Regions from separate parts of the Homo sapiens genome. Here region 1 is linked to region 2. The links are chromatin loops, found by intact Hi-C in ENCODE. Cell type or tissue: endothelial cell of umbilical vein. All regions are shown on one strand. Links, peaks and the distances in the headings refer to the core of each region. The heading gives the core; the rest is flanking DNA.

Region 1 (9,024 bases), core at 528-8,527, 350 kb after region 2:
AACAAACCCATTAAAAAGTGGGCAAAGGACATAAACAGATACTTTTGAAAAGAAGACATACATGCAGCCAAGAAGCATATGAAAATAAGCTCAATATTACTGATCATTAGAGAAATGCAAATCTAAACCACAATGAGATACCATCTCACACTAATCTGAATGGCTATTACTAAAGAGTCAAAAAAATAACAGATGCTGGAGAGGTTATGGAGAAAAGAAAACACTTATACACTGTTGGTGGGCATGTAAATTCCATTGTGGAAAGCTGTATGTTGATTCCTCAAAGAGCTAAAAACAGAACTACCATTTGACCCAGCAATCCCATTAATGGATATATACCTAAAAGAATATAAATTGTTCTACCATAAAGACATATACATGCTTATATTCATTGTAGCACCATTCACAATAGCAAAGATGTGGAATCAACCTAAATGCCCATCAATAACAGACTGGATAAAGGAAATGTAGTACATATACACCATGAAATACTATGCTGCCATAAAAAGAATGAGATCATGTCTTTTGCAGGAACATGGATGGAGCTAGAGGCCATTATCCTTAGCAAACTAACTCCATAACAGAAAACCAAACACCACATGTTCTCACTTATAAGTGGGAGTTAAATGATGAGAACTCATGAAGATAAAGAGGGGAACAACAGACACTGAGGCCTACTTGAGATTGGAGGGTGGGAGGAGGGAAAGGATCAAAAAAAGTAACTATTGTGTACTAGGCTTGGTACCTGGGTGATGAAATAATCTGTACAAAAAAACCCCATGACGTGAGTTTACCTATATAACAAACCTGCACATGCACCCCTGAGCCTGAAATAAAAGTTTCTTTTAAAAAGAAAGAAAAATAAATCATCTTTGTGACCACTATAGTTCAAACATAATTGCCATAATGATGAGTTATGAGGTATGACCACTACCCACACATATAATATGTAGCTAATAATGATGGCCAAGTTTCTCACCTTCCGTTCATGCTTCACAACGAAGAGTGTTTTAATTATGAAAAAAGAAGTCGAAAAATCATAGAGCTCTTTTATATGTCTCAACGAATAGTAATACTTAATCTTGCAGATTTCCTGGGTAAAATACATGTAATCTATTTAAAGCATAAGATCAATTTCTGATTCACAGTGGGCATAAAAGAAATGGCAGTTATCATACTGAATAAATATATTTAATAGTATATATATTTTTTTGAGACAGAGTCTCGCTCTGTCAGTCATGCTGGAATGCAGTGGCGCAGTCACAGCTCACTGCAGCCTCGACCTCCCAGGCTTAAGAGATCTTCCCACCTCTGCCTCCAGAGTAACTGGGACTACAGGTGTGCATCACCATGTCAGGCTAATTTATTTTTATTTTTATTTTTTGTAGAGATGGGGTTTCACTATGTTGTCTAGGGTGGTCTCAAACTCCTGGGCCCAAGCTGTGTAAGGAGGTGACTCAATTATAAGTGGAAAAAATAACAGAGATTTACACAGTAAACATAGACGTGTTTCTATAAGAGGCACTGGCAGTACTCAAGCCACTTAAAGTTATTTTAACATGTACTGATTTGCTTTGTTTTTCAAAATAATTTACAGCTTGACTTTCTGAAAAAACATTGATCTTTCAAATGCCATTGTGTATAGGTGGTACTAAACTTTTGTTTCAGCGTGGGTATTAGCAAAATCTGGTGTTACCTTTCAGCTTTAGATGAATAGTTAAATGCTACATGTTCAGTTCTGGCATCTATGAACTCATGTGTGATCAATGGATACATGATCATGTAGGTAACCTTTCTACCTAGTTATTTTAACACATTAAAAATATCAATAAGTTGCTGTGACACTGCGGTACATTATTGAGACACTCATTCTTCCTGCAGCCAGGAATGATGAGTGCTGAGGCTCATTGCTGAGTCTTTTTCTGTAAGTTGCCCTCACTGAAGAACCTGCCTTGCCCAAGATTACATTCTCCCCCTTGTGAGCAGATTACATCCAATAACTGCTTGAAGTCGGGGTGCAAAGGCCTTGGCCCCTTGACTCAACTGGTATTCTAAATAGTCATCTCAGCTTCTGGATCCCCTTAGGATCAGCTGAGGCTGCTTTTGCAACTGCATCACAGTTTAACTTTTCTCTGTGCCTAATCCTGCTTTCCCCATCCCTCACAAGTATTGCATATGAGCACTCCCTATGAACCTCCTATTTGCAAACCTCAGTTTCTCTCCCCAGAGATCCTAACTTACCGTATAAATGTAAGGCATGTTGTTTAGATTTATTATTTTAACTAACATTTTATTATGTAAATTTCCAAAAGAAGAAAGGTTTTTAAAACTTTGTATCATGTGTCTACCACCTAGATTCTACCATCTATATTCAACTTTACTTTATCAAATGTTTGTTCACTTATCCATCTTTGATTATCTTTTTAACACCTGAATACTTTCTTTAAAATATTGGTAATCATCATAAATGTAAAATTGCAATGAAAATGGACTTTAATCAAAAATAGGCTACATGTTATCAAGATATTTTGAACTACCTTATCTTACACTTATATAAGATGTTCAACCAAGATAGAATGAAAGCTAATACACATCCAAAGACTGAGCAAATAAAAGCAAGCCTTATTACATACTTTGCAGGTAATACCACCACAATACCAATATCTTCAGACATACCAACAATCAAGGGTTGCTTTCACATCTTTCCTTTGCTGAAGTCTGCTGAATAAATCAAACAAATATGTCGTGAGGTGTGAGTTTTTCTTACATGATGCCTGCTGTACATACCCCCCAGTCATTCCTCTTTAGAGAAATTGCTGAAATGTCATGTTTGCCAATGAGAGGCAGACAGAAATCTGAGTGCCAGCTAAAAATTCCGGAACAATATTGTCATTCTAAAAGCCAAGCATATTGTTCTATTGCAAAAGTTCTAGTCCAAAGTAAGGACAATTTTTCCCAAGTGATTGAGTGGAGCAGCAAATGCCTGTGAAAATAGTAGATATAAAAATATCAGCAAGAGCCAAAATTACAAGACTGTTTCTGAAAATATTCCGAAAGAATGTTTAGAAAACATCTTTTTCCAGGTAGACAGAGAGTTTGTGAGGCTGCATCATTGGCATCATTTTATCATCACCATCCCGCTCAGGAGCTCAAGAAGAGGGGAACTGAGTCAGTTAGAATTACAGAGGTAGGGAAAGTTGAATAATGGTTATATTGCTACATCATCTGTACCCTAGGCTGCAGGAGCTAGACCAAAGAAGTTGCTCCTCCTCTAGCCTCAGTGGAAAATGAATGCCTATTTATAGTCTCACTAATGTATAATATAATTACCATAGGAGCAAGCTATCAGGTGTTAATGCTGAAAAAAATGTTTCTGTGCTATAATGTCAAGTTTTAAAATGCAATTTCTAAAATTATAACAAAAGTTGAACAATTAAACTTTATTTAATAACAGTTCAGATTTTTGTTTTTACATGTTGTTTCTATAACATGACATCCATGTTGACCAACTGTCGACTTTAACATTTTCAGCATTCAGCAAAATGTGTATTCAATACACCTCTACTGAATTTGATAAAGATTTGTTTTCTTTTTGTTGAGATGCTGTTCTATTTCTATGTTGAAATTAAATTTTATATTTTTATATTTGAAAATTATATAATATTCCTAGGGAATCCTTTTCCACCCTTTCAAGTACTTTTAAAAAGCACTCTTAAGATTCAATCCCTCAATTATCCATTTTGGAGTTAACACAAGCTTCCATAAATTTTTTAAAAATCTATTTTATTATTGGAAATATGCACTCTGATTTCAGACCTTGTATGGACTTATTTTGGTTTTGAAACTTTTATCAAAATATATATTTTTACCTTCTGTAGACTGCATAGTTTGTACAAAGTTCTATTCTTATATTTTGTTACTATAGACAAAAAGTCAAAATTACATTTTGAATATATGGCTTTACTAACTAAATATGGACAAAAGAGAAATAATGAACCTGTGAGAGAAATGGAATGTTTGTGTGATGGGCCAGATGCTGCTGTGTTCATTTGCACAATGAGCCCTGACTCACTTGTTTATTAGAAGCAGGTACACATCTAGGCAGTGGCTTATGTCCATTTAAAGGCAGTTATTAGAAACAGCTAGAAAATAATTCATAACTCTCAAGAAAGAAATTAGAAAAGAATGCCAGATGGAAATGAATCACATGAAGGGCAAAGGGCATCAGGGTAAATTATAAACATAGTGCAATTTGCCAGTTTAAGCAGGAAACAAAAAGAGAAAGGAAAAAGAAAGCTTTCGGACACAAAGTAAAACTCTGTTGTCCAAAGTGAGATTCTTTCAAGTTAAAATGTGATTATCCCATAAACAGCTAAATGACCCTAAATATAGCAGTTTTATTGATTTATATATTTAAATTAATTATGGCTCATGCCTGTGATCTCAGCACTTTGGGAGGCCAAGGCAGATGGATCACTTGAAGTCAGGAGCTTCAGACCACCCTGGCCAACACAGTGAAATCCCATCTCTCCTAAAAATACAAAAATTATCAGGGTGTGGTGGCGCACACCTGTAGTCCCAGCTACTTGGGAGGCTAAGGTGGGAGAATCGCTTGAACCTGGGAGGCAGAAGTTGCAGTGAGCCGAGATCGTGCCACTGCACTCCAGCCTGGGTGACAGAGTGAGACCCTGTCTCAAAAAAATAAAAGACAAAAATGTATATATTTATTATATACAACATGATTCGAAATACATTTACATTATGGAATGGTTAATAAAGCTACTTAACATACGCATTATATCATATACCTTTTTTGGTAATAAGAATAATTAAATCTACTCTCTCGGTGACTTTTCAAGAATACAATGCATTGTCATTAACTGTAGTTAACCATGTTGTAAAAATAGGACTCTTGAACTTATTCTTCCTAATTGAAATTTTGGATCCTTTGGCAACATTTCCCTAACTCCCCACCCTTTCCAGCCACTGGTAACCATCATTCTACTTTCTACTTGTATGAGTTCAACTTTTTTAGATTCCATATGTAAGTGAGATCATATAGTTATTTGTCTTTCCGTGTCTGGCTTATTTCACCTAATATGATGTCCTCTGGTTCATCCATATTGTTGCAAATGACAAGATTTCCTTTTCTTTTAAGGCTGAATAGTATTCAGTTATGCATGTACATGACATTTTATCTGTTCAGCTGCTGATGGACACTTAGGTTGTTTCCACCTCTTGGCTATTGTAAATAGTGCTTCAATGAACATGGGACTACAGGTATCTTTTTGACATACCAATTTCATTTCTTTTGGATATATACTCAGTAGTGGGAATGCTGGATGATATTGTAGTTTCATTTTAAATTTTTTGAGGAATGTCCATAATGTTTTCCATAACACCTGTACACTGTTGGGGGGAATGTACTAACTCACATATAAGTACATGTAAGTAGTCTAAGTTAGTACATTCCCGCCAACAGAGTACAGGAGTTCCCTTTTCTCTAAATCCTCACGAACACTTGTTATCTTTCATGATTTTTGATAAATGCCATTATAAGAAGTGTGAGGTGATATCTCATTCTGGTTTGAATCTGCATTTCCCCGATGATTAGTGATATTGAGCATTTTTCCTATACATATTGGCCATTTGTATGTCTCCTTTGTATGTCTCTGGAATGCAGTGGTGTGATCTCGGCTCACTGCAATCTCTGCCTCCCAGATTCAAGCGATTCTCCTGCCTCAGCCTCCTAAGTAGCTGGGATTACAGGCGCGTGCCACTACACCCAGATAATTTTTGTATTTTTAGTAGAGACGGGGTTTCACCATGTTGGTCAGGCTGGTCTCGAACTCCTGACCCCGTGATCCACCCTCCCCGGTCTCCCAAAGTGCTGGGATTACAGGCGTGAGACACTGCGCCCAGCCTGTGTGTCTCCTTTTGAGAAATCTCTATTCAAGTTCTGTGTCCCTCTTTTAATTGGGTTATTTGTTTTCTTGATATTGAGTTGTTTGAATTTTTTACATTTTGGATATTAATCCTTTGTGAGATGTCTGGTTTGCAAATACTTCCTCATTCCATAGGTTGTCTGTTCACTCTGCTGTTTCTTTTGCTGTGCAAAAGCCTTTAGTTTGATACAATCTCTTTTGTTTATTTGTGCTTTTGTTGCCTGCACTTTTGGGGTCAAATCCAAAAACTCATTGGCGAGACTAATGTAATGGAGTTTTTCCCTATGTTTTCTTCTGGTAGTCTTGCATTTTCAGATCTTATGTTTATGTCTTTAATCCATTTTGGGTTGACTTTTGTATATCATATGAGACAAGGGTATAATTTCATTCTTCTGCATATGGATGTCTAGTTGCCCTAATACTACTTATTGAAGAGACTGTCCTTTCCCCATTGTGTGTTCTTGGCACCTTTGTCAAAAACCAGTTGACTGTAAATGTGTGGATTTCTGGACTCTATTCTGTTCCACTGTTGTATGTATGTATTTTTATGCCAGTTCTATGCTGTTTTCATTACAATAGCTTTGTACAGTATTTTGAGGTCAGGTAGTGTGATGTCTCCAGCTTTGTTGTTTTTGCTAAAGATTGCTTTGGCTATTCAGGGTGATTTGTAGTTCCATATGAATTTTAGAATTGTTTTTCTATTTCTGTGAAAAATGTTACTGGAATTTTGATAGAGATTGTATTGAATCTGTAGCTTGCATTGCGTAGTATGAACAGTTTGACAATATTAATTCTTCTAATCCATTAACAAAATGGAATTATCTTTCCATTTGTTTGTGATTTTTTCAATTTCTTTCATCAATATTTTATAGTTTTCAGTATACAGGACTTTCATCTCCTTGGTTAAATTTATTTCTAAAGTTTTTGGAGCTATTGTAAATGAAATTGTTGTCTTGATTTCTTTTTTCAGATTGTTTGTTGTTAATGTGTAGAAATGCAACTGATTTTCATATGTTGATTTTGTATCCTGCAAATCCCTTTACTGAGCTTGTGTATTAGTTTTAACAGTTTTTTTTGGTAGGGTCTTTAAGGTCGCATATATATAAAATAATGTTGTCTGCAAACAAGGACAAAATATCTTCTTTCTTTCCAATTAGATATGCTTCATTTCTTTCTCTTGGCTAATTGCTCTGACTCGGACATCCAGTACTATGTTCAATAGAAAGGGCGATGAGTGGGCATCATTTTCTTTCTTCTGATCTTAGAGAAAAAGCTTTCAACTTTTCACCAGTGTGATATTGACCTGTGGGTTTGTCAAATATGACCTTTGTTGTGTTGAGATACATTCCTTTTATACCTAATTTGTTGAGAATTTTTTCTTATGAAAGGATGTTGAATTTTGTCAAATGCTTTCTCTGCATCTATTGAGATGATCACATGGTTCAGTCCTTCATTCTGCTAATGTGGTGAGTCACATTTATAGATATGCAAATGTTGAACCATTCTTATATCCCTGTGATGAATTCCATTTGATCACAGTAAATTATTCTTTTAATGTGCTATTGAATTTGGGTTGCTAGTATTCGTTGAGAATTTTTGCATCGATGTTCTTCAGGAATATTGGCCTGAAATTTCATTTCCTTGTCTGGCTTTGGTATCAGGGTAATGCTGGTCTCATAAAATGAGTTTGGAAGTATTCTGTTTTCTCCATTTTTGGGAAAGAGTTTCAGTAGGATTGGTATTAGTTTTTCTTTAAATGTTTGATAGAATTCAGTGGTAAAGGCTGCTCTGCTTATGGAGTAGTCATTCTTTATTCCTTTACGTTCCTAATAAACTTGCTTTCACTTAAAAAAAAAATCAGTGGTAAAGCCACCAGGTCCTACACTTTTCTTTTATTAGAGACTTTTTAATAGTAATTCAATCTCCTTATTTATTATTGTTTTGTTCAGGTTTTCTAGGTCTTCATGATTTAGTCTTGGTAGGTTGTATGTGTCTAAGAATTTATCCATTTCTTCTAAGTTATCCAATATGTTGGTATATAATTATTCATAGTAGTCTGTTATGATTCTTTGCATTTGTGTGGTATCAGCTGTAATGTCTTTCTTTCATTTCTGATATTTGTCTTCTCTCTTCTTTAATTTAGTTTGCTAAAGTTTTGTCAATTTTATTTCTCTTTTCAAAAAACCAACTCTTAGTTTCATTAATCCTTCCTATTCTTTTATGCTCTATTTCAGTTATTTCTGCTCTGATAATTATTCCCTTCCATCTACTAACTTTCAGCTTAGCTTATCCTTATTCTTCGAGTTCCTTTTTTTTTTTTTTTTTGAGGTCTTTCTTCTTTTTTGCCTTAGGTGTTCACTGCTATAAACTTCTAATCTTAGAATTGCTTTTGTTACATCCCGTAAGTTTTGATATGTTATTTATCTATATTTATTTGTCTCAAGATACTTTTAATTTCTTCTTAACTCATTGTTTGTTCAGAAGCATATTTGTAAATTTCCAAGTATAGTAATCAGGCCTTATTCAAGTTTCAGTTTGCCATGGTCAATATAGGTATGAAAATATTGAGATATTTTGAGAGAGAGAAAGAGACGACATTCATATAACTTTTATTATAATATATTGTTAAAATTGTTCTATTTTATTATATTTTTGTTCATCTCTTATTGTGCCTAACTTATAAATTAACTTTTATCATATGTATGTATGCACAGAAAAAAACATAGTATATATAAGGTTCTGGAGCTGAAAAATACAATGAACAAAGTGAAAAGTGAAACAGAGACTATCAGCAGCAGAATTAGTCAAGCAAAAGAAAGAATCTGCAAAATTGAAGATGAGTTATTTGAAAATATACAGTGAGAAGAGGAAAAAGAAAACCATTTTTAAAAATGAAGAAAGCTTACAGGAATTATGAGACAGCATCAACAGACCAAAAGTTTGAGTCACTGGCATTTTGGAAATCTGCAGCTTCAGGTATCCACTGGTGATTGTGGAATGTGTCCCACAGATAATGGAGGACTACTGTATCTTTTAATTTTCTGAAATTCTTCCTGTTACTCACTTGTAATTTCATACC
Region 2 (9,024 bases), core at 641-8,640:
TAGATCTTGACTCCACAATTTATAGCCATGACTTTGTCTGGCAAAAGTGACTACCTCATCTACGAAGCATCTACAATAATATTATCTACCTCACACGATTGTCGTGAGACTAAATGTTTTAAGAAAAGTAAAATATTTGCTGCTATCACTGCTTATAATAATTAAATGATTCAGAGTTAAGCGGGATTTTTTTTGAAGAGGATATATATAATATGGCCTCAATATTTTTTTGCCTCAGATACAAAGAAACACAGCTCCTGTTTTGCTTCTTTAATGACCTGATAAATTCATCTTAACCATAATTGCTTGTATGTTTCAAGTCAATAATTTCCATAAAGCCAATACAGAAGACCATCATCATCATTTATGTTCAATTCAGATGAAGCTTGCCTCTCAGGAAAAAAAAAAAAACTTTCAGAATGTCTCTACAGTCTTAAGAAGTCATGAACATAAATACTTCCAAAGTGTTATAGAATCTATTTATTGAAATCTTTATTTTTTCCAATCAAGCTAAAAAGAGAAGTTTTTAATCAAATTATTAATTTGAAAGACTATAATTTGCATGTAGTTCACTAGTCATAAATGAGAAAATAATTCAAGGGAAATATATACATGAAAAAAGATAATAAAAATGGGAAGCAATAATTTACACTTAGTGAAAAGATTCTTGATATGTAAATTATATTTAAATAAAGCATTAGACATTTGATATTTAGCTTTGGCTAAAAGTCCAAAAGACAAGTTCATCTCAATATTTATTTCCTTAAGAAAATCATTGTTTTATTTCCTAACAACAAAATAATTTATGTTTGTGGTTCTTTTATTGTAGTGTATCTTTCTATGCTTAATCCTTTTACAAAATTTTATATAGTATTCAAACTGAGATAAAAATATCAGTTTTGTAAAAGAATCATATAAATAAATTGATATTTAAAATAATTTTTTGAAAAGCAATTATGCAAAGCTCAGATTATGGGGAATTTTAGATACTTTGATTTATGGTTAATTTAGACTTTAAGAAGAAACCCTTTTTTATGTACCAACTTTTGCAATTAAAATATTTTTGTCAGGCATAATTTTATTTGCTTTCTGTAGTGGGAACAGTGTGGTGAATGTAATTGAGTTTTCAATGATAGATGACTGTAGAGTGCCTCACAGCCACAAATTACTGTCTATACACAATATTGTCAGTGTAAAGTTTTATGAGAACGAGCCGAATGTATGGCCATCACAGGATGTACATAGAGTTTGCTGTTTGGATCCAACCTATTTTCCAATTTTAAAGTGAAAAGTAGTATATTTTTAAAGTGGTACATCGAATTAAATATGTATAACATATATATTTTATAAGTAATGATTCTTAAAGTCAACCTTTAATATAACCTTTTCCATAAATTTGTTTTTTTTCTCTTCTATAACTTATTTATTTATTTTTTTTATTATACTTTAAGTTTTAGGGTACATGTGCACATTGTGCAGGTTAGTTACATATGTATACATGTGCCATGCTGGTGCGCTGCACCCACTAACTTGTCATCTAGCATTAGATATATCTCCCAATGCTATCCCTCCCCCCTCCCCCTACCCCACCACAGTCCCCAGAGTGTGATATTCCCCTTCCTGTGGGAATTGAACATACTCTTTTTTACCTAATTTTATTTTTTGTTTCCCCCTTCCTTGCAAAACTGTGACTTGAGCATATTCCGGGCGTTGTAAACTGTTTCTATTCCAGTAGGTGTCAGGCTTTCCCAGCGTGCAGACCACAAAGGCAGGCTAACGGATGCCGTGATGCAGAATTCTATGCTTAATCCAGTTCCTGTAAACTGACTCTCTTAGCATTTACCCCCAAATAATAAATTTAAAATTATAGTTTTATATTCAGAAAAGCAGAAGTTGTGCGAATACAAAAAGTTCCCACTTAATTATTAGGAATATATAAGCACTCATTAAATTCTAGCATATGAAATGCAATATATATTTATAGTAACAGAGTAGAAACAGCAAAGTAATGAAATAAAGAATGTGATTAATGGGTAAAAGTTGATAGAGAATATACTTTATGTAGTGTTTATTTCACTGGCAGTAATGTAATAGAGACATCTATTTCACAAAGATATAAGAAAATACCCTTTAGTATAATGGTTTCTCTTTAGAATTTAACAGCATGTAAGAATAACCCATTTTGGATGTTATTAGGCCTAATAATAACTTTGAAAACAACACAAGAATTTAGCTGATCAGATAATTCACTTCTAAAACCTATTCATAATTCACACAAAATGAGCAGAAAAAAAGTATGACAGCAGAATTTAATGGTTAATTTTTGTAATTTTCTAATTTGTCATTAAACTCAGAATAATTTTCTAATTTGTCATTAAACTCAGAAATAATAATTTCTAATTTTCTAATTTGTCATTAAACTCAGAAAAAAAATCCCTCTTTTTCTGCATATTCAAATTTTACCTTCCTCTGACCCTTCTCATTAACATGTTAACATATGTATGAGCCCTCTGTATTTAAAATGAAATATTATAAGAAACAAACACAAAACATAAATAACTGGACTAGCCTTGGCTTCTGACCACTTTCTCCTTTTTTTTTTTTTTTTTTCATAAAAGCCCTCCTTAATTGAGTTGGCTTTAATGGCTCTCTTTTGCCTTCCTTCATACCTCAATTCTCTCAGGCCAGAGCATGGTGCTCACTAAACTGAAATAGTGGCTATTTTTCAGTCCTCATTTTGTCTTTTTCAGCAGCATTTCACACTGTTGATCACTTACCTCCTTCTTAAAATATTTTCTTCCTTTGCTCTATGACACCACACTTTTATAGATTCCTTCCTAACTTCTCTGGTCACCCCATTTAAGACTGTATTGTTGGCATCCACCACTATCAGTTCATCAAATATTAGAGATTCTCCGTTCATAATTCAAGGTCCTTCTTTCTTTCAGTATCATCCACATTCATGACTTAATACATTTCTATATACCAATGCTTTGCCAAATTTATATCTCTAGCCTTGATCTCCCCTCTGGATGCCAAACCCATCTAATAATCCATGATTTTACAGAGTTTTATTGAGCTCTTTCTATGCACCTGGCACTGTTCTAGGCAGCAAATAGAGTAGTAATAAGACAGGCAAGGTCCCTGTTTTCATGGGATGTATTGCGGAAAGACATAAAATACACCATTGTCTATATAAGTAGAATAATTTCAAATAATTCCTACAAAGAAAAAAATAAAGGTGACAAAATAAGGAATGGCAAGTGAGAGCATAGTTAACTTTACATTGGGTGGTAAGAGAAGGTCCCTTTGAAGAGGTGACATTAAAGCTGGAGGTGCAAGTGGAAGAGGAGTCCTTCATTATAAAAGGTGCAGAAAGAGCATTCCAGCAAGAGCAAAAAAAGTTTCCTTTGAGATATTAACTTGACATGTTCAATAAACAGAAAGGAAGCCAGTGTGGCTGGAGGAAATGAAGTGCAGTGATCTTGGAGTGTGACAATGAATGAAAGACCAAATTTCACACATTTTAAGACATACATCTCTGAAATCAAGAATGTGTCTTGAAATCAAAGGCATTTTTCAGTCACTAGTGGTCAGATAGCAGTTGTTGCCATTGCCTTCGAAATACTTTACCAGTTTCATTTACATTTCCTTCTTAAGTTTGCAAAAGTGATATGTGACCAAAATCTCAAAGTCTGAAAGACAAATCTAAAAATTCAAATTAAGCAAGTATGATGTCATACTTTTCCTTCTGATTAGTACCTAAAATAATGTGTCACTTACAATAATGAAGACTTAATCCAGTGAAATGCATTAATCTGACTTAAATGTTCAAAAGATCCCTCCCTTTTGTGGATCATGGATTATGGTAGACAAGAGTGGAAAGAAGTGGACCAATTAGAACACTAGTGGTGAATAACGGCAAGTAGAAGATGGAGAGAAGTTGAGGTATTTGGGATGTATTAGAGGTGTAACAAGACTTTTTGATAGATTAGATAAAAACCAGAAGGGAGAGAAAAATGCCAAAGATCTATCCAAGGTTTCTAGTTATGGAACTAGCCATTCACTGATTTGGTAAAAATTAAGATACATGTGTACAGGGGTTGGGAATTGTGGGAAAAGCTAAGTAGGCAGTTAGATTGTATCATTACCTCATTTCACCTATTATCCTCTCAGGCAAGGTTTACTGACCCCATTCACAATTGGTAGGCCATTCCCCCCATTATACACTACAATTTCTTAAGCTTCATTCAGAATCAGCATTTGTGATTCACTGTTATTCCTCCTCTCACCTCTGCCACTGGGCTGTTGGTTCCATAAGGCAGGACATGTAGGAGTTCTTGTTCATTGTTTTACTCCCAGCACAAGCACAGTGCTTGGGACAGATAAGGTGTTCAGCAAATATTTGTTCAACATATAAATACACTAATCCTAATTTCTTATTTCCATCCTTCCTATTTCAAAGTGCTTGGTCATTGACTAACACCCACTCTGCCAGACAGGAAACCATAGGTCTATTTTGGCCAGGAGTTCCTGCAAGGCTAAAAAAAAAAAGAAGAAAAACTACAAGATGAAACAAAAATATGCCAGAATAATCCTGAATAATCTAGAAAAGAACCTGTAATAAACATAAATACGCCTTTTACTAAGAATTATTATAAAATTCCAAGAATGGTAGAAAAAAGAACAAATATGAGTTTATTCTAAATCAACCAGGTTTTTTTCATAAACAAATGCAAATATTTGGGAAGCTTTCTTCTTTATATTCACATATTAATCCTCATATTTCACATTCAGTATGATTAAATATTGATTGTGTACCTGCTATAAACCAGAGACTTTGCTAGCTCTGAAAATAAGTCCCTATATGCAAAGATACTACAAATTCATTATGATTATTATGTAGTGTCGTAAGTGCAGTGAACAGGGGAATTCAAAGAGACCTGTAGGAGCGATTAGAAAGGCCACCTAACTTCACCTGAGAAGGCTTCCTGGAGTTATTATTAGGTGTGAAAAGAGAGAACGATGGCAAAAGAGGGCCCATTGTTAGTCACAGGGGCAGACAGGGAAGAAAGGTGGGTTTAACAAACAGCACATATTGTACCAGAGAACCACTTATTTGAATAGCCGGAAGTGGCGGAAGATGAGGTTGGGGAGGTAGGCAGGAGGCAGATCTAGGATGGCATCGTGTGACTAACTGGGTAACAAATCTAGATTGTATTCTGGAGGCAACCAATAGCCTGTGAAGCCTCACGAGCTGGGAAGTGAACTGGTCACGCTTATCTTCCCACTTGTGATAAGAGACTGTACCTGCCAAGGGAGTGTAATGTAGGAGCTGAGAGCTACAACTCTAAAGCCAGCCAGCTTGGATTTGAGTCTTTGCCCTGAGCTTTGTTAGCCAAGTGACCTTAGGTAAGCTACTTAATCCCTCTGTAAAGAAATAATGATAAAAATCTTCCTCTTCTTTATGGAGTTATAGTAATGATTAAATGAGTGAATATATTCACTGACAATAGTAGAGTACTAGTAACAGATGCCATATAAGTGTTTGCTACTATTATTATTATTATTTGCCAATCAAATGAAAGTACGAAGGACTTCTTTTGACCATATCAAGGGTTTGCAGCAGCACTGTGTCCAAAAGTGAAGGACCTAGGCTTTTCTCTAATGCCATTGTCATTTGCATGGCCTAATGAGTAAGGAATCTTGGTAATGGAAAGGATTACTAAAAGAAAACCTCAGGCTCTCCAGGACCTCAAATAAGAGAATCCCTACATGCAGTTAGTACTTTTCTATAGAAGGAGTTTAAGATTATTTTTGTTAGAAAATCCAGAGGATAAAGTTCTGTTCAGCAAGTTATACCTTTAGTATCTTGTTTTCTCATAGCACATATTAACATTTTTTGAAGTCTGATAGGTATGTTAGTGTTTACTTTTTATAGGGAATATTCCTTAGACAGAGGAATTATTATTATTTTTTTAAATTCTGTGTAACCCAAAGCCTAGCACAGTGCTAGCACATGATGGGCAAATTATAAATATTCATCAAATTGTTCCCAACATTTGAAAGCAAGGACCTTGGATAACACAACTAGCATTTATTTAAAAACTAGTATTTATCAAACTATTAGTTACTAGTTCTAATTATGACACAACTGTATGCCACTTTCTATATGGTATGTAAAATTTAAATGCTATTTTAACTTGAATTGTCTCTTTTTTCTGTTTATTATATTTCCCTTTCTATTAAAAAATTCTGGCTGGGTGCGGTGGCTCACGCCTGTAATCCCAGCACTTTGGGAGGCTGAGGTGGGTGGATCATGAGGTCAAGAGATCAAGACCACCCTGGCCAACATGGTGAAACCCCATCTCTACTAAAAATACAAAAATTAGCTGGGTGTGATGGCACACCACCTGTAGTCCCAGCTACTCAGAAGGCTGAGGCAAGAGAATCGCTTGAACCTGGGAGTCGAAGATTGCAGTGAGCCGAGATTGTGCCACTGCACTCCAGCCTGGCAAGAGAGCGAGACTCCGTCTCAAAAAAAAAAAAATTCTTAGCTATAGCATCTCTGAAAAGCTCACAATCGTTTCCCATGAATGTCCAAGGGTTTTACTGTAATTAGTTTTTAAAAATTTAATTACAGCCTCTAATAAAATATGATTAACAGAAATGATGCATTCAAGTGATTTAGAAAAAGCTGTCAATAAATGACATTTCTGATTATTTAATAGATAAAATCCTGTTGTCCCCCAAAGTGAGAAAGATTAATGCATGTCTGTTAAATGTTTTTTTAATGGCAAATCTACTTGTCCCAAAGTGAACATATTGTAATCTGTACTATTTGTTTTACAGTAAGCTGGGATTGTTCCAAAGTCCACCAAGTGAATACTTTTTTAGTTACAATCAGATTTACTTATATATTTCGAAAAATTCTATAACTTTTGAAATATAGTGAAAAATAGACTTGAATAATAAATAATACAGAAATAAGTAAATTCATTGGCTAGAATTCTTACCAGTGTCTCTCTTCTTCTCACCTTTATATCAGCAACAGCTTTAACTAAATGTCTTTCACATAGCAGGTGTGTCAACTTCTATTTTTAACTTGGATTTTATTTTATTATTAGTAAGATATTTAACCCCATTTTGCTCCCAAGACATGTCTGGTGTCTTGACTTTGTATTATTACATGTAAAAACTATTTGTAAGTTTAGTTTTGCAATACTAAACTTCTAGTATTCCAAACATACAGATGACTCTGAGCATTAAATGAATAAAATATTGACCCACCCAGATATTTTTTCTTTGTTTATTTTGATTTGACTATCACTTCTTTTGAAAACCCTCTTTAACAACACTCCTTTAAATTTGTTTTATTTTATTTCAACCACTCAAATTGCTCTAACTTTAAATTAAAATTAATTTGAAAAATAAGTTTTCTGATTCATCATATTCATGATGGCAACACAACTCAAAATAATCATGGTACTAGCAAAATTTGAGTTGTTGAGCACCTATTCTGTGAGGAGCATGCATCTAAGCACTTTTCATTCATTTTTATCTGAACGAGAACCCTGCAAAGTTTTATTTTTATTGACATTCCTTGTATTAAATCTGTAGTTTCCATATGAAGAAACTGAGGTTCACAGACATCAACTGAGTTGCTCAAAATCATGGAACTAGACCATACTGAAGCCAGGATTGCACCCCTGGTGTGCTTGTTTCGATCTTTGACAACTGTTACTTTTTATAATACTGCTATTCCAATTTTCACATCTGTTCAAGCCCCAATTTTATTTATTTGTTTATTTTTGTCTTTCATATTGTGAATATGGTTGGGAACACAATCAACATATCCTTGAATTAAACTAACAGCCACCGTGGTGCTAGTTTGCTTGGCAATGACTATTCTAAGTAAAACTACCTCTATAAGTGAGTAGAAAAGTGAATGATTATTTCAGTTAAAACAAAATTGCTGCATTTTATTTCTTCATTTTTCCCTATTAGATAAATTAACAATAACTTTATCTAACTGAAATGGTGAAATTATAAATATGATCCAATTTCATCTTGAATTTGAAATAATTTTCTGGGAGTGAGGTAAATTTCACTTGCAATCTTCTAGACCTGATAGACAGAGAAAGAACAAAAAGAAAAGAAGATTTCTTACTTTCCTCTAGTTGTTTCGAAATTTGATTTTTGGTAGTCAGTTCTTTGGCTGGAACTGCTGTCACCCCGGCTGAGGTATGTTTCCCGTGGGGCTCGATTTCCCACGCCTCCAGTGCCTCCAACGCCTCCAATGCCTCCAGTGCCTCCAACTGTGTTTAGAGAAGTTGCTTGTTCATTTGACTTTCTGGCAAAGCTCTGAAGAAATTTCAGTGTAGAATTGGAAAGGACCACTGATTCTGCTCCAGGATTGAACTTGATGCTAGCGTTGGTTGGGAGGGTAAGATTCTGTAACTTGACCACTCCTTCTGCTTTCTCTGTGGATGTGAGAGTTTGATTTCTCACACCCTCAGCAGGTGCACTTGTTTCTGAGGGAGGCAGTGTTGATTTAAGAAGACTGTCTTCAGAAGTTCTTGCCTCTGGAGTTGTAGCTATCTCCGCCGACATGACCCGAGTGGTTGGCAGTATTTGCAAACTTTGTATTTTATTTGGAGGAACTGAAGCAGAAGGCATAGTCTTCTGAGAGTTCCCATCCTCAGGTATAGTCCAAGAATGCTTACTGTTGTTAAGCCCAATGCCCCCACTCCATAAACTAGAAAGAAGGACAAATAATCTTGCCCCCTTCATCTCAGTAGTTTGAAGCAAGGTAGCTCATGTGAAATTTGGGGACAAAATCCTTATGGCCTTTTTGATAGCTGCTTCCACACTGAATCTGCTAAGACTGAGTTTTGCCAGTTTGAGATGTGTAGAGGAAACAGGTTTCTGTGTTTTGTAGCGTACTCAGGAAGTTCGGTTTCCTGTTTCTGTAGGGTTTTTGTGATCTGTGACCTCTAGTGGGATGGCTCTATGGAAGTGCTG

The links. Hi-C counts contacts between places; a loop is a spot of excess contacts. Peaks named below come from ENCODE experiments on the same cell type or tissue, not always from the same donor. Only the 100,000 strongest peaks of a DNase experiment are listed, where the experiment ranks them.
Region 1: it touches region 2 in a loop (5-fold over the local background); 4 of 110 quality-filtered maps call a loop at or near these places.

Annotation. Positions count from the first base shown.
Region 1 is chr4:89,545,223-89,554,246 of GRCh38, reverse strand. LOC124900855 reads left to right here and starts at 2,923. Exons shown (of 5, transcript XR_007058464.1): 1 at 2,923-3,187; 2 at 8,660-8,921. LOC105377329 (a long non-coding RNA gene) reads right to left here and starts at 2,857. Exons shown (of 4, transcript XR_007058469.1): 1 at 2,677-2,857. In endothelial cell of umbilical vein, for the core only: no CTCF peak of the experiment used is centred there; a DNase peak (open chromatin) is centred at 4,176; H3K27ac peaks cover 1,183 bases.
Region 2 is chr4:89,894,741-89,903,764 of GRCh38, reverse strand. It overlaps MMRN1 (multimerin 1), which reads right to left and starts at 8,911. Exons shown (of 8, transcript NM_007351.3): 1 at 8,171-8,911. The coding sequence starts at 8,793. RefSeq lists a silencer at 5,260-5,460. In endothelial cell of umbilical vein, for the core only: a CTCF peak has its summit at 1,753 (motif pointing right); DNase peaks (open chromatin) are centred at 1,754, 4,374, 5,194, 5,684 and 2 weaker places; H3K4me3 peaks cover 6,677 bases; H3K27ac peaks cover 6,820 bases.